Linked DNA regions of Homo sapiens: region 2 is linked to region 1. Evidence: chromatin loops called from intact Hi-C (ENCODE). Cell type or tissue: GM12878. All regions are shown on one strand. Each heading gives the region's core, and the rest is flanking DNA. Links, peaks and the distances in the headings are about the cores only. Region 1 holds the start of LOC124900823 (a long non-coding RNA gene). Region 2 overlaps ENPP6 (ectonucleotide pyrophosphatase/phosphodiesterase 6).

Evidence for each region. A loop is a pair of places that touch in the nucleus more often than their neighbours do. Peaks named below come from ENCODE experiments on the same cell type or tissue, not always from the same donor. Only the 100,000 strongest peaks of a DNase experiment are listed, where the experiment ranks them.
Region 2: it touches region 1 in a loop (5-fold over the local background); 7 of 110 quality-filtered maps call a loop at or near these places.

The regions. Positions count from the first base shown.
Region 1 is chr4:183,470,906-183,473,818 of GRCh38, forward strand. LOC124900823 (a long non-coding RNA gene) reads left to right here and starts at 1,594. Exons shown (of 2, transcript XR_007058411.1): 1 at 1,594-1,827. In GM12878, for the core only: a CTCF peak has its summit at 1,506 (motif pointing right); a DNase peak (open chromatin) is centred at 1,566.
Region 2 is chr4:184,099,268-184,102,180 of GRCh38, forward strand. The region is part of intron 6 of ENPP6 (ectonucleotide pyrophosphatase/phosphodiesterase 6); the gene reads right to left. Among named protein-coding and RNA genes, the nearest start is that of ENPP6, 120 kb to the right of the region's middle. In GM12878, for the core only: a CTCF peak has its summit at 1,217 (motif pointing left); no DNase peak of the experiment used is centred there.

The sequences.
Region 1 (2,913 bases), core at 175-2,674:
TGGCTTAACAAAGGAAGAGTTCGAGCTGAAAGGTGACTTGCAGGAGGACTTTCAAGAAAATGGAAAGCCAGATTTTTCTTAGTGCTTTGAAGATAAAGAATGTCAGCAGAAACTAGCCTACTTAGCAAATACTTTATCACATAAACTAGTTGAACAAGTATCTTGCAGGCCCCAGGAGAAAACGTGTTGACTCCAAGTAATGAGATTCTTGGATTTAAAAGGAAACTGAATTTTTGAAAAAATCATGCTGAAAAAATCTTAAAATGCTTCCAATGTCGTTTGGCCCTATGAGCAAGGAAAGACATCAGTAAGTCTCACATCTTATTGAAAACCTTCTGGAAGAACTTCAGGACAAAATGAAAGGGCGTTTTCTCTCCATTTCAACACCAATGACCAGCGGAGGGACTTTTCCTTTAAACCTACTCAGCTTGAGAACTTGACTTTGAGAGGAGAGAAAGAACTTTGTAAACTGCAGTCTGATAGTACATTCAAGATGAGATTCACTGATCTCTCCCTAGGCGAGTTCTGGATTTCTGTGAAAGAAGAGTATCCTGCTATTCGTATGCCTAAAATGAAAATTTTGTTACAATGTTCAATTTCTTACTTACGTAAGCAAACTTTTTCCAGTATAACAAGCATGAAGAACACAGACAGAAATTCTCATTTCAATTGAAAAGGAAATCTGCAGGTGCTTAGTCCAAATTCATCCCAGGATCCAGTATTTGTGCTACCAAAAATAAGCACAGGTATCCACTTAAAGAGGCAAATTTTACTCTTTATTGTTAATTTCAAAAGTAATATTTTACGCCTAAACAGGCCTACAAAAAAGATCAAGAAACAATAATTTTGTAGGTGGGAGACTAGCCTGACTAACATGGTGAAACCCTGTCTGTGCTAAAAATACAAAATTAGCCGGGCATAGTGGCGCATGCCTGTAATCCCAGCTACTCGGGAGGCTGAGGCAGGAGAATTGCCTGAACCCAGCAGGCGGAGGTTGCAGTGAGCCGAGATCGCGCCACTGCACTCCAGCCTGAGAAACAAGAGCCAAACTCCGTCCCTAAATAGATAAATAAAATAAAATAAAAAATTAAATCCCAATTTTGGCTTAAGCCAGTTACTTATTTTGTTTCAAAATTTTATGGAAAGGAAAGATTCATCTCAAGAAAGGAAAGCTAAATATAGCGGTTTTGTAAAAAGGAAGTTTGGCTAAAAGGGAATTGTTTGTTTTAAATAGGAGGAACTACTCTTGCACATGTCCATGTAACCCTTTTATTCGTAGGCATTTTTATTAAGACTTTCACGCCCACTTGGATAAAGTTTTTAAAAATCAAATATAGAATTTAAAAGAAAGAAAAACGTATTTCTCTTATCTATACCACTGATACCCTTTAACATCCTTAATATCCTTTGTGAGGAAGGGGAACTATACAGTCAAACAGAGCCATGGTTCCCAGCCCACGGCATTGCCAAGGAGGGTTTGGGCTCCCAATGAAGGGATCCTTTAGCCACCAGGGGGCAGCACCAGGACACTTATTTCTCAGGGAATAATCAAAAAGAAGGAAAAAGTTACCTTATTCAACAAGTATCTATTGGACGTCGTATCGTATGTGCCAAACACTTAAGGAATTTACATTTACTGGGGCAATGGAATGGTGATAACGGGTATCAAAAGCAAAGTTGCCTACCTCCAATTTTACGAATACCTCATTAGCATTACCTCTTCCAAACACCCATGTTGACCTTTCAACAAACATATTTTTCGCTTCTTTCTCATTTCTAGGCCCTCTTCCTTCTTTGAATCCCACTTTTGGATGGATAATAGTTCAGGTGAGCCTCTGATCATTTCCTAAGTGGAACAAAAAATTGTCACTACTGGCCACTCCTCTCTCAAAATTATAGACACTATGTCAGACTTTTTTCCTACCAATGTCATTATGGAAATTTCATTTTTCCTTCTTTTTTTTTCTCTTGGCCTGAAAAACCTAAATTACTTATCATCTGGTCCTTTACAGAAAAAGTTTGTCAACCCCTTGATCTACCCCACCATCTTCTCTTCTTTGCACAACAAAAGATTCCAGGCCGTGTGTCTGCTTCTTCAACCTCCTGGCCTCTTTTCTCTTCCTCAGACAGTCTTTCCCTTCCTCGGGACTTTTATCCTTGCTGCATCCTTTAACTGCAATGCCTTTAGAGGCTCATTCCTATCCCTTAAATCTCATCTCCAACACCACTATCTAGAGTAAATATCCCCTTCTCTAGTTACTATGTCGTGAAATCACCCCTTTATTTCCTTCATAATTATCTCACTTATTGTCTATTTCCTTCACCAGAATGGAAGCTCCATGAGCTCAGGCACCTGACTGTCTTTTTCAACACTGACTAGTACATAACAGGCACTCAATATTTTTTTTAATTGTGGTAAAATATACATAACAAAAGTTACCATTTTAAGTATATAATTCAGCAGCGTTACATACATTCAAATTGTTGTGCAACCATCACCACCATCCATCTCCGGAACTTTTTATCTTCCCAAGCTAAGGCTCTTGGCCCATTAAACAATAACTTCTAATTGCATCCTTCCCTGTCCACCCTGGTGACCATCATTCTGCACTCTATGAATTTGGCTACTTTATGTCCCCCAAATAAGTGGAATCATACAATAGGTGTCCTTTTGTGACTGGCTTATTTTCCTTAGCATAATATCTTCAGGGTTTATCCATGTTATAGCATGTAACTGACTTTCTCTCCTCTTTTATTTATTTATTTTTTTTGAGATGGATCCTGGCTCTGTCGCCCAGGCTGGAGTGCAGTGGCACGATCTCAGCTCACTGCAACCTCCGCCTCCCGGGTTTAAGCGATTCTCCTGCCTCAGCCTCCCGAGTAGCTGGGATTATAGGTGCCTGCCACCATGCC
Region 2 (2,913 bases), core at 264-2,763, 630 kb after region 1:
ACTCACGGAGTGTGGCCAGACACAAAGCACTAACAGGATTTTGGAACTGGGTTGGTGCAGTTAGGTGGGTTAAATTCCAGCTGCTACTTTCTAGCTCTGGGATCTTGGCTGTTTCACTTCTCTGAGCTGCAGTCTCCCTGCTGGTCCTGGCCACCTTGCAGGGTCTGTGGGGGATGTCATGACTGTGTGCTAAGTCCCTGACACACAATAGGTGTTCAATAGGTGGCAACGGTCTGGTCCGCAGATGCCCCTGGCCATGGGGCCAGGTGCCCGGGCAGTATGCAGCCGGGCAGTGTGGGTTGTGAGGGCTGAGCCTGCTTGTGCTTATTTAGCTGTCATATCACATTGCACAGCCATCTGCTCTCACCCCATAAATCGCCCCCTCGCATTGCAGCTTTCCAAGTTTCTCTGTTTCCTGAGTTTCCCGCATCCCTCGTCCCTCCTTCTCCAGCTGTGGTTCGTGTTTTTCCATGGGAAGGTTTCTTTCACTTACTGCATCTCTAACTTTCTCTTTTTCTTCCTTATCTGTCCATGGTGATGATCACAACACATCCCAATTTAGTCTCGTCAGCTGATTTAATGTGTTGCTTCTCCCTCTCACAGTCTACAAGGCGGTGAGCACTGAAGCACGAAGTAGAACACTTTTGCTATTAACAACCTCACCAATTATGAACCTCATAGTCTGTGTGTGCCCCATGGCAAAGAACAGAAGCAAGATAGGTGAAGACTGATGGCCTGATTTAAGACTTACAGCCTAGATTCCACAAATAAACACACAAAGCAGTGAAAAACCCCAGCCCTGAAAGTGATTTTGGATCTTTCTAGTCGTAGGTAAATCCACTCATTTTTATTAAAATAACAAGTTGCCCCAGAAAAACAATTGCTCTTACTGATGAAAAAATCATAGCCACCTGGCGGGTCAGGTGCACAGGTAACTGTGTGGTGTAAGTGATGGACTCAGCCTTCATTTCACAATGCTGCAGCCATGATTTCCTTCTTTTTCCTCTGCCAGTGGCTTTTAGCACCTTTGCTTTGTACCTCACATTATCTTCTCAAGGGCATACAGCTGAGGCCAGGCCCATGAAGAAGGGCCCGCCACACACCTCTCCACCTCCACAGTGGGAATGTCCATCTGTGGATCCGCAAGCTCCTGGTTGGCCTGCTGACCCCATCCAGCCACTGCGGGGCCCAGGGACTGCCACACAGCGCCACCTAGTGACATCCGGGGAGGCGCCCCAGCCCTCCAGATCTGGCCGAAGGTGAGAAAAAAGGGTAGAGGGTGGGCTTGTGTGTGTGCGTTCAGGCAGAGTGGGGCCTCTAAGTGGGATCCCACTGTAGGGTGGGCAGCCAACTCCCAGGGTGAAAGGAAGCACCCGGTTCTCCTGCAATGTGTGCTGGAGGGGGTGTCTCCCCACTCCTCAACTGGTGGGGAGGGAATTCACTCCATGCAGGCAGAGAAGGAGTGGGGTGCCCCAGGTAAGAGGAGTCCCAGGCGATGGTGGAACGTCCCTGCCAGCATGTGGGAGAAGCCCATGATTTCAGGGCCGGTTTATTCAGTTCTACGGATGTGGACTGAGCTCTGGATTCGTGCCAGGAACTCAGCTAGGCTTCTGGGGTCGGGGCCACAGAGGTGGAGGGCGGCTCCTTCCCCTAACAGAGCTCAGCTTTAGTGAGGGAGGAAGGGGGCTGCAGCTGCTGGGCATTGACTCCAGAGTAAGTCAGTGCCAGGAGTGGGTGCCCGAGCCTGAAGGAGGGAGGGAGGCTCAGGCCCCAGGGAGGCCTTCAGCAGTGGGGACACAGGAGGAGGCCGAGGGGAGAGTCAGTCAGTGGGGACGCAGCTGTGTGCATGCAACCTACATGCATGTAAACACATGTGTGCATGTGTGTGTGAATGTGTGTGTGCATGAGTGTGTATGTGCCTGTGTATGAGAGTGTGTGAGTGCATGAGTGTAAGCATGTGTGTGCGTGTGTATATGTGAGTGTGTGTTTATGTGTGTCTGTGTTGCACGTGTGTGTTAATGTTTATGTGTGTGAGCTTGTGTGTGTGTGTGTGTGTGTGTGTGTGTGTGTGTGTGTGTGTGTGTAGCACTGGGGTAGGGAGATGGGGAGGAGAAATCAGGATGAGGAGTCCACACAGGGAGTCCAAATAAAGAGGGTGGGGTCGCTCCAAGGGTCCTGCAGTGACAGAATCCTGGAACTCCAAGAGCGGAGGAGCCCTTGAATGACCTGGGTGGGAAAGATGGAAAGAAAGCTGCCATCAGAGAGAGACAGCTGGAAGAGCCAGGAGGTGAGAGGAACTGGGTTGTTTTGCTAGCGAGGTTTTGCCAACCAAACAGGGTGACCAACTCTCCTGGTTTGCAGCTGAGAGGGTTTCAGGGATGCAAGGCTTTCAGTTTGAAAACCAGGACAGTCCCAGGCAAACCAGGACAAGTTGGCCATTGTACAGTCAGCACTATATTAGGAATTTAGGTAACATCTTCACCCAGGGTGATATGTTCAGCACTTCCCAGTGCCTTCCAGGACCCCTCCTCTAGACAGGGGTAGACAGCAATGCCAGGACCCTCCTTGATGAGCCCCTCAACCAGTTAATCATTTCTAACAGGAAGGAACCAGAAACAAGTCGCCCCACACCAGGACGCGCGGTGAGAAGCCGCTGCGAGGGTGCCTTCAGGCTTGCGCGCTTTCCTGCCGGTGCCTGCATTCTCTCTGGGCGCCTGCACTCCATCGCCAGCTCCCCATGATAATGCCTGTTATATGCTTGCATTGATTTGGGAAGCCAAGGAATAATTATGAGATAAGAGTTATAATTTCTAGACCAGGCCTTTGTCTCAATCATCCTTAGCATTAAAATGAAAAGAAAATGCAACATTTGCGCTTTACCTCCGAATCAGAAACCCAGTAAATACAGTTTGT